2 separate regions of the Homo sapiens genome follow, and region 2 is linked to region 1. A link is a loop called in an ENCODE intact Hi-C map of the cell type or tissue named here. Cell type or tissue: heart left ventricle. All regions are shown on one strand. Links, peaks and the distances in the headings refer to the core of each region. The heading gives the core; the rest is flanking DNA. Region 1 overlaps GRK5 (G protein-coupled receptor kinase 5). Region 2 overlaps GRK5 (G protein-coupled receptor kinase 5).

What was found. Hi-C counts contacts between places; a loop is a spot of excess contacts. Peaks named below come from ENCODE experiments on the same cell type or tissue, not always from the same donor. Only the 100,000 strongest peaks of a DNase experiment are listed, where the experiment ranks them.
Region 2: a loop joins it to region 1, with 2.2 times the contacts of the local background. A loop is called at or near these places in 12 of 110 quality-filtered maps.

The regions. Positions count from the first base shown.
Region 1 is chr10:119,284,731-119,294,740 of GRCh38, reverse strand. All of the region lies in intron 1 of GRK5 (G protein-coupled receptor kinase 5), which reads right to left. Among named protein-coding and RNA genes, the nearest start is that of GRK5-AS1, 50 kb to the left of the region's middle. RefSeq lists an enhancer at 5,523-6,022. In heart left ventricle, for the core only: a CTCF peak has its summit at 4,171 (motif pointing left); a DNase peak (open chromatin) is centred at 5,270; H3K27ac peaks cover 1,672 bases.
Region 2 is chr10:119,216,971-119,226,980 of GRCh38, reverse strand. All of the region lies in intron 1 of GRK5 (G protein-coupled receptor kinase 5), which reads right to left. Among named protein-coding and RNA genes, the nearest start is that of GRK5-IT1, 14 kb to the right of the region's middle. RefSeq lists an enhancer at 4,097-4,608. In heart left ventricle, for the core only: no CTCF peak of the experiment used is centred there; a DNase peak (open chromatin) is centred at 4,172; H3K4me3 peaks cover 747 bases; H3K27ac peaks cover 2,157 bases.

The DNA.
Region 1 (10,010 bases), core at 2,835-5,334:
TAAAAATAGAACTGGCCTAAGGGTCACAGTTTGCTGGCCCCTGTCCTAGAACCTCAGAAGTTCTAGAAATTATATGTCTCCCCCTGCCTCCCTCCTCCTTAGCCCTGCGAACCTGAGCAATGACCCTGGCCACACAGAGTCTAGACCCAAATCTCCTGACCACTGGCTCACACCTGATTCCTACTTATCTTGTGCCTGGGGTGAGTCTTGGCCCTTTCCTGAGAACAAGAGCATTTGGAGAGAAAAGCCCAGAGGTCCAGCTTGACAGGTGGCTGGCGGCAGGTTGGGTCAGGACAGTGCCTGCCTGGGAAATCTGCTTTTGGGATTCAACATTTCCCTGCAACCCAGCCCCTCACCCCAACTCCTAGGTCCTGGCAGAGGGCTGGGGGGACACGTCTAACCAACCGAGATGTGGTCCTCACCCGCAAGAGCACCTGCTGGGTTGGATCAGGCCTTGTGGACCCATTAAAAGTGGTTATAGTCTCACCTTACCAAGAAATTGAGACTAGGACAGGTTCTGAAATATGCTCGAGTGGCAGAGCAGAGATTTGAACTTGGGTCTGTGAAATGTTCTCATCACCACACATGCCTCTCACCCAGATCCAGGTACGCTTTCCTCCCTGCAGGAGGGGTCAGAGGCAAATACACATGCGTCTCCTCACACCATGAAAGTAAGTGGAGAAGCTGAGCCTCCCTCATTTCACAGCTCCTGGGTCTCTGTTTTTCCCCAACTCCACAAAGCAGAGGTGGGGGTGGAGGTTGAAAATGCTCAGCTCCCAGACCCCCGGGATTAGCAGGTGATTGTCAAGCATCTGAAAAGACACAGAGTGCTCTTGTCATTATTAGATCGTAATAGATTCATACTCACCCCCTCCATCTGAAGGCGTCTATTTCAGGTTTAACGTAACAATAGAGTATTGTTCCTACTCCAGACTCGGGTACCACCCCGAGGCGATGGCAGCACCCACCCAGCCCCACCCTGGCACTGACTGCTGCCTCGGGGCAGAGGCAGCACCACCCAGGCATCCAGGCCATCATCCACTCCCTCCTAGATTCCCAGCAAATCTCCTGGGCAGTGACGAGGAGGCCCAAGGTCTATCCGGAAGGAGGAATGTACAAAGAAGCCAATTTGCCTGATACTTGGTACCTGGCAATCCGCAGTCAACATAAACTATCCTCCCAATGCCCACGGCCAAAGGTCACCAGAGTGACAGACCCATGGCTGTGCACTGGGAGGTCAAAAGACAGACGAGGAACAACAATCACTTAATACACAGAGTGCTTGCTGTATACCCCATCTCTGCTCCTCAATTGTATTCAAGCTTTGCATTCAAGGTTTTACAACTATCCCATGGTAGAGCTTAGCATCTGTTAGCTAATGAAACAGACTGGGCGTCGCCAGAGAAAAGCACCCACTGGTCTCAAACTCCTGACCTCAAGTGATCCACCCACCTCAGCCTCCCAAAGTGCTGGAATCACAGGTGTGAGCCACGGCATCCAGCCACCTCAAGTCTCTTGTCTGTTAAATGGGAGATAAAAATATGTCCTCCACCTGTTTCACAAGAATGGGGTAAGATTCAAAGAGAGTAAGCCACTTCCTGGCTGCATAACCTTAAACAACAGCTTATACATAACTTCTTCAGGTCTTCGCTCTTTTATTTATAAGATGGGAAAATTCTTGTTCATACGGCTCCAGAATATGACAGGAGATGAAGCCACCAAATGCTGAGTGCAGTGCCTGGCCCAGAGCTTGAAGTTTCCCAGTATTCAATGATTAGAGGGTGCTTTGTAAAACATAAAGTCAACACGCAGTTGGCCTCCCATATCCACGGGCTCTGCATTTGTGGATTTAATCAACCATGGATTGAAAACATTCAGAAAAAAAAAAAAACTGTATCTGTACTGAATATGTATGGACTTTTTCTGTTGCCATTATTCCCTAAACAATACAGTATAGCAACTATTTACATAGCATTTACATTATATCTAGAGATGAGTTAAAATATACCAGAGGCTGTGTATAGGTTATATGCAAATATGACACCATTTTCTGTCAGGGACTTGTGCATCTGCAGATTTTGGTATCCTCAGGAGGTCCTGGAACCAATCCCTCACAGACACCTAGGAAAAACTATGATTGGAGAGCCTTGTCCCTCACCGCATCCCATCTAGCACACAGCAACCTTAAGTTTGTGTGCAATTTCAAATGTACTTAGGCCCTGAGGGTGAGAATTAGGTTTGGGGAGGTTTAGGGTATTGGGTTTTTTTAAATTATCTGAAAGACCCCAAAATAGCCACCTGCCCAAGGCAGCAACCCAGAAGCAATGAGCAGATGAACATGGGGGCTATCCCTGTGAAGCCGAGGCACCATGTGTTTGTGAAGGAAGAGGAAGAAAGGAGGATGAGGAGGAGAAGGAGGAATAGGAGGAGAAGGAGGAAGAGGAGGAGAAAGAGGAAGAGGAGGAGAAGGAGGAGGAAGAGGAAGAGGAGGGGAAGGAGGAATAGGAGGAGAAGGAGGAAGAGGAGGAGGAGGAATAGGAGAAGGAGGAAGAGGAGGAGGAGGAAGAGGAGGAGGAGGAAGAGGAGGAGGAAGAGGAGGAGAAGGAGGAAGATGAGGAGAGGGAGGAAGAGGAGAAGGAGGAAGAGGAGAAGGAGGAGGAAGAGGAGGAGAAGGAGGAAGAGGAGGAGGAGAAGGAGGAAGAGGAGGAGAAGAAGGAGGAAGAGGAGGAGAAGGAGGAAGAGGAGGAGAAGAAGGAGGAAGAGGAGGAGAAGGAGGAAGAGGAGGAGAAGGAGGAAAAAGAGGAGGAAAAGAAGGAGGAAGAAGAAGAGGAGGAGGAGGAAGAAGATGAGCAGAAGGAGGAGGAGGATGAGGAGGAAAAGGAGAAGAAGGAAGAGAATGAGGATAAAGAGGAGAATGAGGATAAGGAGCAGGATGAGGAGGAAGAGAAGAAGGAGGAGGATGAGGATAAGGAGGAGGATGAGGAAGAGGATGAAGAGGAAGAAGAGAAGAAGGAGGAGGATGAGGATAAGGAGGAGGATCAGGAAGAGGATGAGGAGGAAGAAGAGAAGGAGGAGGATGAGGAGGAAGAGGAGGAGGAAGAAGAGAAGGAGGAAGAGGAGGAAGAAGAGGAGGAGGAAGAGGAGGAGGAGGAGGAAGAGGAGGAGGAGGAAGAGGAGGAGGAGGAAGAGGAGGAGGAGGAAGAGGAGGAGGAGGAAGAGGAGGAGGAGGAGGCAGCAGCAGCAGTTCCTTCCTGGCTCCAGGAAGCAGCTCTGCACCCACCAGCGCCCGAGGCAGCCGTGGTCACACCATCACACCCAGCTCCAGACTGAACAAAGGATCCTGCCAGTGGCCACAGGGAGCCTGCACCCAGACCTGTTTTTCCAAGGATGCCAGGCTGAACGCCCAACCCTGGGTGTAGCTAAATGGGTCTAGCTGGGTGTAGCTTCACTGCATCTCCTGCCGAATTGGTGATACCGCAAATCCAAAGGAGCCCTGCTTCACCTCCAATGGCAGCTTTCAGAAAGTAGAAGGGATCAGTCTACACGAAACATGAAGATCATGGAGAAAAATGTACAACCAGCCAGATCACCCCATACCCTGCGGCTGGCTCTGGGGCCTCTAGCACATCCCCCATCCCAAATTCACCTACCAATCTAATGTCCGCTCATCCCTCAAGGACTGACTTGCAGAAGTCTTGCCCCTCTGCAAAGCCACCACTACAGAACAATCTGTCTGACCCTCCTGTTCTCCCACAATCCTCCTCACTCCATCCTGGGCTCATTCACTGAATAATCATGCTCCTGTCTCTGACTTGGACAGGCAGTGGCTTTGCTGCCAGGAACACAAGGATGGAAAGCAGCCCCTCCTTAGAGGAGCCCAGCCCAGAAGATGAGACAAACAAGGAAGAGATGATTATGTCTCAACACAGGGCTGTTGCAGGACCGATGTGAGCAGAAGGCTACACACACACAGAAGGGGAAACCCAGCCCAAGGAATCTAGAAGGCTCCCCGGAGGTGGGATGTCTCAGAGGGACTCGGAAGGACAAGTAGGTAGCCACCAAGCAGAAGAGGACAGGACAACATTCTAAGCAGAAAGGTTTCCAAGGGCTGTGTGAGTCCTTGGGAATGGCTGGATTGCGGGGTACCTGGGAAGGGAAGACAGTGCCTGCCTTCTAGAGGCAGAAGTGAGAACCACTTTGTGAAAAGGAAATGGTCAGATGCAGCTTTAAAATCGTCACGATGTCAGCAAAACCAGGAGGACAGCATTTTAGGGGCTATTGCAAAAGTCCGAGAGAAGAAATGAGACTGAACCAGAATAACAGCCGTAGAGGTTAGAGGTGACGGCCACAGGGAGAAGGGGACAGAGTTGTTTTTTGTTTTTTTTTTTTTTTTTGAGACGGAATCTCGCTCTGTCACTCAGGCTGGAATGCAGCGGCATGATCTCAGCTCATTGTAACCTCCGCCTCTCAGGTTCAAGCGATTCTCCTGCCTCAGCCTCTCGAGTCACCGGGACTACAGGCACCCGCCAACATGCCTGGCTAATTTTTGTATTTTTAGTAGAGACAGGGTTTCACCATGTTACCCAGGGTAGTCTCGAACTCCTGAGCTCAGGCAATCCACCCGCCTTGGCCTCCCAAAGTGCTGGGATTACAGGCTTGAGCCATCACGCCCAGCCGGGAACAGATAGTCTTCCAGGAGCTGTTCAGCAACTGGGGTCCTTATTACTCAACCTCCGCTACTAAGCAGCTGCTCCTTGCAAGTAGCCACCAGCTTTCCTAGTTCTGTACTCAGCCGGTAAGTACAGCTGACCATAAAGTTTTAAATACTATACATTTAAAACAGTGTGAGTTTTAAATAGTGTGTGTCAGGCGTATCCTGACACATAGGTGTTTGACCTCCCTAACCCTGATAGGAGCTGAACAAAGAACATGGTTATACAAACTGAAAAACCAAAGAACCACACCTAGGCTAACCCAACAAGATCAGAGGTAGCTCAGCCGGTGCCTAAAATAAAACAGCCTTCAGCAAACCACTGCTGGGCCAGGAGAGACTCGGGAAGCGGGAGGCCCGTGCACAAAGACCAAGGAGGCAAGAAGCCATGTTTCTCCGGGTTCACCACTCACCACTCATCTCTATCCAGGTGGCTGTGTGACTATGGCCAAGTCACCAACCCTCTCTGGGCCTCAGATCCTACATCCACCAGCTGGAAGTGAGGATCTGTGACATGCACATAGGCAGCCACCATCTTCTGACCCCCACAGTGGGAAGAGAGCCACAGGCAGGTCAGGTGCGGCCTCCTAGCCTGCCCAGAACACCGGTTCCCAAAAGCAAAGACATTAAGCACTTCCTGCCAAGGGAGGGAAATGCTTGTTTACAGCCCTTAGCTGGTCCAGTCCTAAGTCTTCAAAAGGGGAAGGAAAGGTGCCCAGAAATCCTTGATCACAATAACCAAAAGAGCTGCAGCCTCAACATGCCAGAATCTCTGGAGGAGTTTGAGCAGGGGCCACAGAGAAGTGGCTCTGGGCCCCCTTAGCACCCAAAACAAAACAAAACAAAAATCTTTATTCTCCCCATCCCCCAAAGCCTTTCTTTTTTAAATAAAAAAAAATCTTGAAAAATCACAGTTTCTGAAAATAAAATCTGCTCCCTTTTACCATATTTTCTCATGAAGTTAAAAATACAAGTGTTGGAGGGAAAAAAAAGTTTTGCTTAAGGTCAGAGGGGGAAAAGGCATGTTTTTTGAAATCTTGAAAAATAAACAGACTCAGCCCTCTTGTGCAGGCTCTCTGGGAATGTGACCTGAGTGCTGTTGGGGGTTGGAAAGCCTGGCTTACAGAAAAGTTCAAGGGCATACCCAAGGTGGGAGGTTAGTAGCTCAGACACCATGTTCCGCATTCGCCTCTGGATGACCAGCCAGCCGCCACTGGGACATGGGCATCCAGGAATGGAGTGGCTGAGGCCGGGTGGGTGAGGAACAGCAGGGAGGAGGAAGAGCAGCCGGCCTGCTGCCCTGGGAATCAACCACCCCCACTCCCCACACACACCTAAGCCAGTCCATGCTGAGGGATGCTTGTCCAACCAGACGCAGGGTGTGGGGTCACGTTCCAGCCAGCCAAGAGCCCACCATGTTGCTGCAGCAGTGACACAGTGAGGTACAGCAGAGATGTGGTCCACTCCAGGGCAGGGTCACAGACACGGGATGGTCCCTCAGCTTGGCCTATCTGCATCTCAGCAGTAGCTAAAGAACCCACAATAAAGCTTTGGGGAAACAGGGAAGCAGGGCTCGGAGGCCACCCAGTCGATACCTACTTGTTAAGCACCTACTATTTGCTAGACCCTGAACCAGACACTAGAACTACAACAAGCAAGACAGACAAGGTCCTGGCTGCCATGGAGCTTATGTTCGGGTGCTTGGAGCCCCTCCACTTTCTCCTCCCCCTGCACCCCTATGCCCTGTCCACAGACCTTCTGCCACTCCTGCCGGGTACTGATGTGTGTCGACGGTAAGCCACGGCCTTCCCCACCTCCATCAGGACTCATAAACTCCAGGGAGGCTCTGCAGGCAGAAAGGGTGGGGAGGGGAACAGAGCCCACACCACTGTCTCTAACATGAGGTGCAGCCCCAGAGGATGTGCCCAGTTTGATTACTGCACACCCACGGCCTCCCCGCTCTGGGCTAACCCTAAGAGCAGAGGACACAGGCACAGGCCGTTCTACCTGTGAGGACCGTCCAGTCCAGAGAGGGGGAACTAAAAGCAAAGGGTTAGGATGAACCCAGGGCCAGCAGGGAGGACGGGGAATGAGCAGGGCTTTGGGATCAGACAAGTGTTTGGATCTAAGCCTGCTTCCTGGCTGTGTCTACCTGGGCAACTCACTTCACCTGAAAGCCTCAGCGTCCTCTATGGTATGGGGGAGATGACTGTGCCAGCCTTGCACACACATCCCATGACCACATAGCCCCGGCGCTGGATACGGTGCAGTCATAGCCGTCCTCCTCTCTGCTTTGTGAGGTGTGGACAGCAGTGTGGGAGTGGGTGGGGGGCTGGACTTTGCCAGAGGAAGGCCAAAACAATTTAAGAGGTGAGATATCAGTTGAGCTAAGCCCCAGAGATGGAAATATAATTTCTACAAGAAAAAAAAGAAGAGAAAAGAATTCTAAGCCCAGAGTGAAAACAGGCATTTTTTTCCTTGAGGGCCTAATGACATTTCCTTATCCTGAAATGAAAGATTTGTGATGAATTATTAATAATGGACGGACAGATGTAGCTTTTCACTCCCTTCTTCCTCTCTTCCCTTTTTTCTTCCTTCCCTCCCTCCTTACCTTCTCCCTTCTTTCCTCCCTTCCTTCTTCCCTTCCTTCCTCCCTCCCTCTCTCCCTCCCTTCCTCCTTCCCTTCCTCCTCTCTCCCTTCCTCCCTCCCTCTCTCCCTCCCTTCCTTTCTTCCCTCTTTCTTCTCTCCCTCCCTTCCTCCTTCCCTTCCTCCTCTCTCCCTTCCTCCCTCCCTCTCTCCCTCCCTTCCTTTCTTCCCTCTCTCCCTGTTCTCTCCCTCCTTTCCTCCTGTCTCTCCCTCCCTTCTTCTCTCCTTCCCTCCCTTGCTTCCTTCCCTCCCTGCCTTCTCCATTCTTCCTTCCTTCTCTCCCTTCCTCTCTCCCTCCCTCCCTTCCTTTCTTCCTTCTTTCCTCCCTCCCTTCCCTCCTATTCTTCAATATAAATTTATTGAGCATGTGCTCTGTGCGAACACTGTTCTAGACACAGGGGACACATTAGTGAACAAGACAGACAGGACATCTCCTGGACCTTACATTTCATCCTCACAACTGCCCAGAGTCATCACCAATGCCATCTTACGGACAAGAAAAAGAGTTTTACCAGAAGCTTGTTATACACACTGAGCCTTTGATCCCAAACAGATAAAAACAATCGGCCTTCATCCCCTGACCCCTCACCTCCCCACCTTTTCCACCAAAACCTCTGCCTCCAGGCAAGGGAATGGGTGACCAGCCCCAAAGTGACCGCTTCCAAGGGGTGCCTGCATGGCGGGCTGCAACAGGGGAGGCGGGCTGACCGGAGACAACAAACTTCCCAGCCCTTCATTATTCCTGCCAGCCACTCCAGAACAACCTTTTCCCTTCAAATTATAGCAAATTGAAAAGCAGAGTCAACAGAGGCCCCCAAACTCCTGAGAGAATTGAACTTGCCCTGGTAGCTTAAGGAAGGCTGAGGGGGGCCCTGGGGCCCTCCAGACCCCCACGTGTGACTGTCTCTATATTGTACAACCAACAATTAGATGGTACTGAAAAATCCAATCACAGACTGTGGCAAGAATGAGTCAAAAAAACCTAACATACAAAAACACTCTTTTTCCCAAACAAGGGGGCAGATTTTGAGCCAACTTGTGCAGTGAAGATTTTACTTCAAAGGACTTAAAGCACTTTGGGAACTCAATTAATGAAAGGGATTACTGTAACAGTGAGCTCAAATTGCCCTGATGAAATAGTTAAGAGTTGTAGTGGTGGCTGCAGGGTACAGGGTGTTCATTACACTATCCTCTCTATTTTTTGAGTACATTTGAAACGCTTCATAATGAAAAGTTTTTAAAATCCTGATAAAGTAACATGACACCTAAAGGCTACAGAATACATAAAAATGAAAGTAAAACATTCACAGTGGGGTTAATAAAAATGAAAGTAAAACATTCACAGTGGGGTTAATAGAAAGAATAACCCCCTGGATTTGTGGGGTACTTTGCTCTGTACTTCCACATGCAGCATCTAATATGAGCTTGCAAGGAAAGGAGGGGTTATGAGCCCCATTTTGCAGACAGGGAAGCTGAGCCTTGCCCAAGGACGTTCTGCCAGGAAGTCATGAGGTGAGGACTTGACCTTGATCACAGGGGTCCTTCATCCCTCCCTACTCTGGCCAGGTCCCAGCCCCAGCACTCAGCGGCTCCCTGCTCCCAATTCCTACCTCCACGGATATGGCTTTTATAAAACAGGTTTTACTGTTGTTGTTAAAAGTTTTTGCCTGCCACCGCTCCTTTTACCGTGTCACCGCCCCATTTCTGCATCACCCAGTGCGGGCTTTTAAGAACTGCGCCCATGGTCCCCACAAGCAGAGTAGAGCTGATGGTTCACACAGCAACCATCTTCCCTGCTGTGCCTTTGGCCCCAAGGCTTGTTTGGCCAATGGACAGTCCTCAGTATAAAATGTTTCCAGTGGCATAAATCAAGGTGCAATGGAACACTTCCCCGGGACAGACTTAACTGTTACAAACCCTGATTTGCTTTTTCAGAAACTGTCTGGGCCAGGGCTGGCCACAGATTCCTCCAATCTCTGCCCCCAACCCAGGAATCGAGCCTTGGGGAGCCTGGCCCAGGGAGGTTTCTTCTTACCACCCACCCTCCCACTGTACTCAGGACCAACCCAGGAAATGCTTTAAGTGACAGTTTCTTTAACCTCTTTCATTAGAGACCCATTTGAGAAAACAGGAGTCCCTTAGTGCTCCCCCTACCTCCACCAAAGTCTGTCCTTGTCGCCCCTAGTACTGGTTGCCCCCAGCCTGAGGTGCGCTTAGAGATGCCAGCCAACGTGAACCCATGATGTATAGGTCTGATGACTTCACTCTAGACATGAGCCCTGAGACCTCCTCTCTTTGCATCCTCAGAACCTCTGTTATGTCTGAAACCTCATAACCTTTCATGAGGAACACATCGTACCTGTTCTGGGCTCCGGGAGTGTTGCAACAGCCCTTGGCCAAAAGCAACAGAGCTCAGAGCCAGATCCCCACGCAGACTGGCAAGTCCTCCAGGCAGCCCAGGATGGGGAGCTCGGATGCCTGTGCTCTGCAGAGCCCTGCCCAGGACCTCCCCTCCATTTCCACGAGAGGCCCCAGTGAGACATCCCTTTGCCAGGACGGCAGCCTTGCATCCAGCACTCACACTTGGGAGAGACACGTGGTGTCACTGGCAGCCCAGTACACAGGCTCAGGCCTGACCCTCCACCTCTGTCT
Region 2 (10,010 bases), core at 2,627-5,126, 68 kb after region 1:
AGGCGGAGGCAGGAAAACCACTTGAGCCCAGGAGGCCAAGGTGGCAGTGAGCCAAGATCACGCCACTGCACTCCAGCCTGGGCAACAAAGCAAGACACCATCTCAAAAGAAAAGATACAGGCCAGGTACAGTGGTTCATACCTGTAATCCCAGCACTTTGGGAGGCTGAGGCAGATGGGTCATTTGAGGTCAGGAGTTTGAGACCAACCTGACCAACATGGTGAAACCCCATCTCTACTAAAAATACAAAAAAAAGAAAAAGAAAAAAAAAAGCCGGGCATGGTAGCAGGCGCCTGTAATCCTAGCTACTCAGGTGGCAGAGACAAGGGAATCTCTTGAACCCAGGAGGCAGAGATTGCAGTGAGCCGAGATCGCACCACTGTACTCCAGCCTGGGCAAGCGTGAGACTGTGTCTCAAAAAAAAAAAAAAAAAGATACAGAGACACAAAGTTACCAGCCTTGGTCTCTGGCAGGTTAGCAACAAAGCTAGGACAGAACTCACATCACTAGTCTCCACCTTTTGCTACTTCCAACTGTAGAAAAATTAAGCAGAAGAGAATCAGCACGCTTGAACCTGGGAGGCAAAGGTTGCAGTGGGCCGAGATTGCTCCACTGCACTCCAGCCTGGGTGACAGAGTTAGGCTTCATCTCAAAAAAAAAAAAAAAATTAAAATTAAAAAAAAAAAAAAGAAAAAGAAGAAGATGCCAGGCACAGTGGCTCACACCTGTAATCCCAGCTCTTTGGGGAGCCGAGACGGGCAGATCACAAGGTCAGGAGTTCGAGCCCAGACTGGCCAATATGATGAAACCTCGTCTCTATTAAAAATACAAAAATTAGCCGGGTGCTGGCTCATGCCTGTAATCCCAGCACTTTGGGAGGCTGAAGCGGGTGGATCATGAGGTCGGGAGATCGAGACCATCCTGGCCAACATGGTGAAACACCATCTCTACTAAAAATACAAAAATTAGCAAGGCATGGTGGCGGGCACCTGTAGTCCCAGCTACACGGGAGGCTGAAGCAGGAGAATGGCGTGAACCCGGGAGGCGGAGCTTGCAGTGAGCCAAGATCATGCCACTGCACACCAGCCTGGGTGACAGAGCGAGACTCCATCTCAAAAAAAAAAAGAAAAAAAAATACAAAAATTAGCCGGGCACAGTGGTGCATGCCTGTAGTCCCAGCTACTCAGGAGGCTGAGACAGGAGAATTGCTTGAACCCAGGAGGAGGAGGTTGCAGTGAGCCAAGATCGCGCCATTGCACTCCAGCCTGGGTGACAGAGCGAGACTCTATCTCAAAAAAAAAAAAAAAAAAGAGAGAGAGAGAAGAAAATCAGCAGTCCTCTCCACATCACCCTAAACTATGAAATCTGAGCATCACCAGTCAGGATACAGCTAGTATCTAGACAAACCTTGCAGGAGAATGCAGAACTGGGTGAGGTTTTGCCAGGAGCCCAGAAGAGTGCTTGATAGGGCCCATTCCCCTCCCAACCTCTTCCCCCGTATGTGACAACAGTGTCCCCGACAACAAGCCTTAAAAGGTAGGTAATACCTATCACTCTCTCACTCCTTGTGGGATGTCTTGAAGTCCACATGGCAATATTTCCACCCCTCACATCTAGATGGAAAATTCTTACATTTTCTCAACAATATTTACTTACTGTTTTCTTTGGCCAGATGAAGTACTGTGTATTTTTAAACTTTCCAGGAAGACAGTTTATTAAGATAATACAGTGTAGGATAATCAAACTGTTTATTTTTGACTTTTGATTTAATCTTCCTTTCTGTAATCTACTAAAGAAAACATTAGAATCATGCATTTGCCTTTCTTGGATTGCGAGAATCAGTTCAATTAGCAGTGGCGGGTTTTTTTCCTGTTTATTTCTACTACAAATGTAACCCCTCTTGGCTCTCATTCTTCCCTTGGGGTAATTTTTGTTTTAATGTGTAATGCCTGCTCTTCAAATTAACATCAAATTTTATTCTGAAGTACCCACAGTTGAATTATCAGTGGAAAATGCACCTGCAAATTCTCAAGATTTGAAGGGTGAGAAGAGACTCCAGGATCACCTGGCCAAGCTGCACATTTATGCAGCTGAGGATGGTTTTGCTTGGAGAGGAGCCACACAGCACATGAGTGGCACACTCTCCTTTTCCCTTTGAACTTCTCATAGAACCTTGATCAAGCTTTCAATGGAATGGAAACATCTTGCCTCAATGCACAGCAGGAGAAGATACCATATTACCTCGAAAATTAAAAAGTGGGTGACTAGGCTGGGCGCAGTGGCTCACGCCTGTAATCCTAGCACTTTGTAAGGCCAAGGCAGTTGGATAACCTGAGGTCAGAAGTTCGAGACCAGCCTGACCAACATGGTGAAACCCCATCTCTACTAAAAAAAAATGCAAAAGTTAGCCGGGCATGGTGGCGGGCGCCTGTAATCCCAGCTACTCGGGGCGCTGAGGCAAGAGAACCGCTTGAACCTGGGAGGCAGAAGGTTGCAGTGAGCCGAGATCGTGCCATTGCACTCCAGCCTGGGCGACAGAGCAACACTCCGTCTCAATAAATAAATAAATAAATAAATAAATAAATAAATAATAAATTAATAAATAAATAGTGGGTGACTGGATCTCACTTCTGGCAAGTTATGAAGCCTTGAGCTTTGCCAGATGTTAGCAACAACATCATTCCCACCTGCTAATAAATCCTATCCTAAGGTTGGTTATGTCTGTTACTTGGCTGCAATGCACAATGAGAGCCCAGTCTGGGAATCTGGAGGGCAGGGTTCTGGCTATGTTTGTTTGTTTGTTTGTTTTTTAAGAGACAGGGTCTCACTCTGTTGCCCAGATTGGAGTGCAGTGGCTATTCACTGGAGTGCAGTGCATAGCACACTGCAGCCCAGAACTCCTGGCTCAAGTGATCTTCCTGGCTTGGGAGTAGCTGGGACTACAGGTGAGTGCCACCGTGCCGGACTTGGGGTTCTGCTTTTAGTTCTACAGTGGGTATCATAGTTGTCTTCTAATATTAGAAGGGCCCCCTCAGGCAAAGAGTGGTGCATTTATCCTGGATACCTCCAAAGAGCAGAACCAGGACCTAATGGGTTAACATGGCACCAGACATACCAGGTCTCCACAGGCCGACTTGGGTTTACTTTTAGCATCTCGTTAGTTCCAGTAAGATACAAAGAAAAAGCCCTGGTGTCAGCCCTCAGGAAGTCTACAATTTAGTGGGTGAGGCAAGAAGCCTATCTAATATATATAGATATATATAATATATATATATTATTATAGATATTTTTAATCCAGTGGTTTAAAATCGGATAGGCTGCTTAGAAGAAGGTATGAGCTCCCCGTCTCTAGAAATATTTGAGCAGAAGACAGAAACCAACTGCCAGGGAACCTGCAGAGTCCTATTTGGGGACCCGGTCAGAGTAGTCTGGATGTCCAAGATAATCTCAGAAGGCACTCAGAAAACCCACCAGCTCCAGGGTTCTATAGAGCAGCAGTTCCCACGCCTGGTTCATCCTCAGAACCTCCTGTTTTAAAAATACAGGCTATCCCCAAAAGCTGCTGCTTCAGTACAGGCAGGGCCTGTGTTCCAGGGTTCACTGCGTCCTCCAAAGAAGATTATGTTGAAGTCCTAACCCCCGGTACCTCAGAATGTGACTTTATTTGGAAATAGGATCTTTATGGAGGTAATCAAGTTAACATGAGGTCATTCAAGTGGGCCATGATCCAATAGCACTGGTGTCCTTATACAAAGGATAACTCTGGACACAGGGACAGATGCACAAGAGGAAGACGCACAGGGAGAAGACAGCCACCAACAAGCCAAGGAGAGAGGCCTGGAACGGGTCTTCCCCGGGTACCTTCAGAGGGAGCACGGCCCTGCACACACCTTGATTTCAAACGTCTGGCCTCCAGAACTGTGCGACAATAGATGTCTGTTGTTCTAAACCACCCAGTTGGTGGCACTTTATTACGTATCCCTAGGAAACACACAGCCTGGGGATGGGTGTTAGAGTTGCAGAGCTGCCCTGGAGGAAAATCCAGGCCAGGGGACCCATCCTGCTTTGGAGCCTCTTTCTGCTCCTGCACGGCCACCCATGCGGGCCCCTTTTGGCCCTCAGATCCCTTCTTTGCGGAAGGAAGGAGCTGGCTTCAGTGTGAGGAGCTCCCTCCCACACTCTGACAGGACACGGAGCCCGTAGCCTCAGCACGCAGTGAAGGGGCAGCCCTTCCCCATGTAGAGCTAGCTCACACATCTGCAAATGTTTCCCAGAAGAAAATGCCATTCTCCTCCAATTGTTAACAAAATTACTGAAGGCCGTGGGGCTCTGGACTATGCCCTCATGCCAAGCTTATCTCGGAGGGAGGCAGAGCAGGAGGAGGGGCCACTGATTTGTTTTGTGTGGTGCTGTTTTTAATGGGCGTTTTCTATTCTCAGGTGGGAACCGTAGGGCCCTTGTCTAGGTAAATTCCATGCAAACCTTTAGTGAAAGCAGTTACCAGAGGAAGAGCTACAGAATTCCACAGAGGAGGATACTGTGCCAGATCAAAGACAGGGCAAATGACCTCAGGAGGACTGACACCAGCACAGGCAGCACTTGGAGGGGATTAGGAAGGGGCGTCCCTTCCTCAAGACACTTTCTGCCCCCCGACCTGATACATTTACACATCTACCAGCTTTAGGATGGGAACAATGGCTCCCTAGAATTGTACAATGTACAATGAAACGCAAAAGCTCTCAAACACGAAAAACGAAGCAATGGATTGGCACCACAGGAAACAAGGGGAAGTGGCTCCTTGGTATGTGATCTTGGAAAACCACTTCACCTCTCTGAGCTTGTTTTCCTTCTTTCTCAAACTAGAATAATACTAACAGCAACAGCAAAAACAATTCCCAGGCCCACAGGGTTGTGCTGATGATCCACAGTGAGAGATCCAAGACACCTTACGAAGCTGTGGGCTTGTTTTCTGAGTGTACCCCCTGCCTGATTTACACATGCAAAATCCAAGGGCAACTGAAAAGTCATCTACAACTAAAGTCTTTGACTGAACTCAACCTTAATTTCCCTAATTCAAACTTTGAATACCATAGAAAAGATGACTCATTACTCAGAGGTGAGGGATGTTAAGTCCCAAAGGTCTCAGAAATGTCATGTCACATGTATCATGCTCCTTTCTCATAAGAAAATCTACATTGTACATCCCTAGGGTCACTGAAGCCTATTTCACAAATTATTATGATTCTTCCCAAAGAGGAAAGGGGATGTTATTAGGCAGATACTCCCACAGGAAAAAAACAGAAGTCTTTAAAATAAGTGCATAAAGATGAATATATCATGGGTAGGATATTCCTTTATATTATCTTTAAAAATTAGAGAATTTAAATGGCTCATTCTAGGGGCTTGGTTAAATATATTATAAAACTAGTCAAAGACAATGAAAAACACAGACCCCTTTAGAACTGGATAACCCCTAAGAGTCTGCTAGAACATACCCAGCATTCCATTGAAACAGCATTCAGCTTCCAAAGTCTTTCACAATTTTTCCTGACACCCATCCATTTCATGGGAAACTATAAACACAGATATGGAAAGGCTCTGCAGCATATTGTGGACTGAAAACAGCTGCGGAACAGTGTGTACACTGGGACCCATTTTGTGTAAAGTTCTATCTAGATGTTCGTATGTGCATATACAGAGATTTGGGAAAACGTTCACCTACATGCTGACGCTAATTATTTCTGAGTGGTGGGATTGGTAGCAGGGGTGCATGGGAAGACAGAGAGAGATGCTTTACATGGTCCTTTGGACTTTTTTTTTTTTCCGAGATATAGTTTTACTTTGTCCCTCAGGCTGGAGTGCAGTGGCACGATCTCGGCTCACTGCAACCTCCGCCTCCCGGGTTCACGCCATTCTCTCCCTTCAGCCTCCCGAGTAGCTGGGACTACAGGCGCATGCCATCACACCAGGCTAATTTTTTTGTATTTTTAGTAGAGACAGGGTTTTGCCATGTTGGCCAGGCTCTTCTCAAACTCCTGACCTCAGGTGATCTGCCAGCCTCAGCCTCCCAAAGTGCTGGGATTACAGGCATGAGCCACCACTTCTGGCCTGGACTTTCTTTAGTGAGTATTACCTTTGCAAATTTTTTTTTTTTTTGAGCCTCTGTCACCCAGGCTGGAGTGCAGTGGCGCGATCTCAGCTCACCACAACCTCCGCCTCCCGGGTTCAAGCGATTCTCCTGTCTCAGCCTCCCAAGTAGCCGAGATTACAGGCGCGTGCCACCATGCCTGGCTAATTCTTGGATTTTTAATAGAGACGGGGTTTTGCCATGTTGGCCAGGGTGGTCTCAAACTCCTGACCTCAGGTGATCCACCCACCTTGGCCTCCCAAAGTGCTGGGATTACAGGCATGAGCCACCATGCCTCGCCTCTGAAATGTTTTTAAGCTACCAAAAAGACTAGCAAAAATACCAAGGACCATGATATAGAACAGTCACCACTAGCCACTGAAGCATAAACTAAGAGGTGCACCTGAAGACTAGCCCTCACCTCCGTAACCCATGGAACCAACCAAGGAAATCGGGTTTCTCCTTCCTTAATTTATATTTTGCTATATATTATAGAGAATTAAGCTTTAATTTGTAAAAATCCCTCTAATTGGATACTGCTGAAGGGAAGACATCTGGGGCAAATATCTAGGCCTGGTGCATTCCATCCCAAGCAATGGTTAGTGGTTTGGAGAATAAGTGTGCGGCAAAATAACCAGTGGTTACTAATTATTATATATCACAGGGCTTGGCACCATCCATAAAGCCTCATCATGTTGGCCTCTTCCTCTTCAGAGAGGATTACAGAATTGACTGTTTAGAAATTTTTCCTCCAAGTTAACATACGTTTTCCTTGTCTTAATTGGATCCAGCCTCCCTGCCCATGAGCAGAAAGGCAATTTTTCTTTAACGATTACATCCTTCAAATGCCAGGTCATCAGCCATCCCTAGGTCTGGAAGGATCAAGCTGCTTGGCTTCCTCTTTTCTTTCCATTTGCTCAACCTCATTCTAGCAGTTATGTGAAAAGCATGTGAAGCTCACATCGAAAGTTACCTTCGATTTGGCCAAAAAAGGGATGAGTGTTATCGGCATGAAACATCTCCTCCTACTCACACAGAGCCTCAGAAATGGGGAGAACTGTTTGCCCCAAATGTTTGGTCTAATGCAAATATTTATTTCTTCCAAAACGACTAAAACAAACCACTTCCAAATTAGGGGGGAGGGGGAGTTTGCCAAACATTTTTCAGAGTTAAGACAAACATTTGGAAAACATTTTCCAATTTGCCCTATAACCTTAGTTAACCTTTCTTAACCATGTTGAATCGTATCCTAATGTACCATCTATTGTGACCCCAAGGCCATTTCTTGAGGATATCACTTTCTCGGCTCTCTTCTTCACCATCACATAACATAAATACAGGTTGAGTATCCCTTATCTGAAATGCTTGTGACCAGAAGTGCTTTGGATTTCTGATGTTTTTGGATTTTGGAATATTTGCATTATACTGGTCGAGCATCCCAAATCTGAAAATCTAAAATCCAAAATGTTGCAAAGAGTCAAGTGTGGTGGCACGCACCTGTAGTCCCAGCTACTTTGGAGGCTGAGGCAGGAGGATCACTTGAGCCCAGGAGGCCAAGGCTGCAGTGAGCTAAGCTATGATGGTGCCACTGCACTCCAGCCTAGGCAACAGATCCAATGATCATTTTGTATGCATCATGTTGGCTTTCAAAAAGTTTCAGATATTGGGCCGGGCATGGTGGCTCAAGCCTGTAATCCCAGCACTTTGGGAGGCCGAGGCAGGGAGGATCACGAGGTCAGGAGATCGAGACCATCCTGGCTAACACGGTGAAACCCGCTCTCTACTAAAAATACAAAAAAATCCCAGCACGTGCCTGTAGTCCCAGCTGCTTGGGAGACTGAGGCAGGAGAATCGCTTGAACCCGGGAAGCGGAGGTTGCGGTGAGCTGAGATCGTGCCACTGCACTCTGGCCTAGGGACAGAGCGAGACTCCGTCTCAAAAAAAAAAAAAAAAAGTTTCAGATTTTGGATTTCAGATTCTTCAGTTAGGGATACTCAAGCTGTGTAGCATCAGTCATTCATTCTGGAAATATTTTTGAACACCTACTATGTTCCAGGAACATATTCATTAGACACACACTCTCCCTAATCTGTGACAGCAGGGGTAGTGGCATCAACCCACAACAGCATTTGGCTTGAGAAAAGTTGGATGCTCAGGTATCCTTTGCTATTCAAGTCGATGGTCCAATCCTTTGTCCTTACTCCACCCCTATTCTTCCTAGAGCTAGGAGTTCCTTCTCCTGGGATGTTATCTACATATCCCAACAAGCCCCTCCTGAGTGCATTAACAGAAAACATTAAGACCAAGCAGGACCCATTTCTGCATCAGCCACTTAAAGCTGTTCTTCCTGGGACATTTGTCGACCTTCTCCAGCTTGTTTCCATTTCAGAAGCAGTGCTAAGACCCATGCCAGGATGGAATTCCATTTTCAAATGAGGTTTCACAAGACTTTTTATCAGACTTGCAGAGCAATTACATTGGCTGGGTTCTCTCCATCCAGCAGTTGGGTAATTCTATCTCCTACCCCCTCCCCTTCCCTTCCTGGAGTGGGTAAGTTTAGAGCTACACCTTCTCTGCAGGAGCAGATCAAAAGCATGGCTTCCTGTACCCTCATCATCAGGGAGCGACACCAGGCTGCCTTCCCACCAGGATCTCAAGTCTGACTGTGGACCCCCAAGGAAGTGCATGGCTCTTATACACTCCCTTGCCTCACAAAGCCCCCTGAAAAGCAGAGTTGCAACATTAACGCAACACACACACACACACACACACACACACAAACGGGTTGACATGGTTTCTAAATGCAAACACTCAAGGTTACCACTGAAAAATGGCAAGGGGTCATCCGGAGAGAGCTTTTCTGGGGGAAAAGGCCACTTCATACCCTCTCTTTGGTGAGGGGGTGGGGATGCCCTGCAATCTGCAAGAAAAACCCTCCTCGCCTCCCCCTCTCTAACCCCCTACTTGGGTAGTAAGTAAAGAGAGCTGCAGAAACCTGAGCCTGCACATAAGGTACCACTGTCAGGCAGAGGTAACTGAGGGCGAGAACCTCCTAAGGAGCAGTAAGCGGCCAGGGAAGCAGGGTGCAGGGCAGATGGGAGCTATGTGTGGTGAGCCAGCAGGAACTGGCATGCCCGCTGCCCACCTCTTGCCTCTGCCAAGGAAAGGAGGTGGTGCTGCTGCCAATGATGTGGCCCACACCTAAACTCCCATGACTGTCCCCACCACCACCACCCATGGGGCTTCACATCCAGTCCCTTGGGGGCAATTCGTTGGCCACTAGCCATGCTGAGGGGAAAAATAACGCAAGAGGCTGGCCTCGCTTGTCCGATGTGTTGGTAGGAGGGGCCCAGGCAGCGAGAGAGTACAGGTAATGGGCCTCCACAGGCGATCATACCACATACGTACACATGTGCTTATGTGTGTACAGGCACTTATGTATGGCATGTAGGCATCCTGCCTTGTCCTCAAACACAGATTCAGTTGTATTGATACACAGTTCTACTTTTAAAATGGAAACATCTACTTTGAGGATTCACCTATCAGTCATTTACAACCTAGTAGGAATTAATTTACCCAACTGCTCTCAAACTGGCCCTCAGCTGAAATCACGGTCTGAGACAGAAATTATATTCCCAATTTGCCCCTTTTCCCAGGGAATCTGACAAAGACACTCTTTCTCTTCCACAATTACAACCTCATGGGTATTTACACTTAAAAACCCTACCATCTCGAGAAGAGTTTGTTGTTTTGGCATATATTATGAGAGGAAGGAAGAAAGATTTATTTTGGAACATAAAAGCACTTTGGAGGATAGGGGAGATCCACTTGCAATTGCTCCCCAAAAGTCCACAGTTCAAGTGACCTTGAACAAGTGACTCCC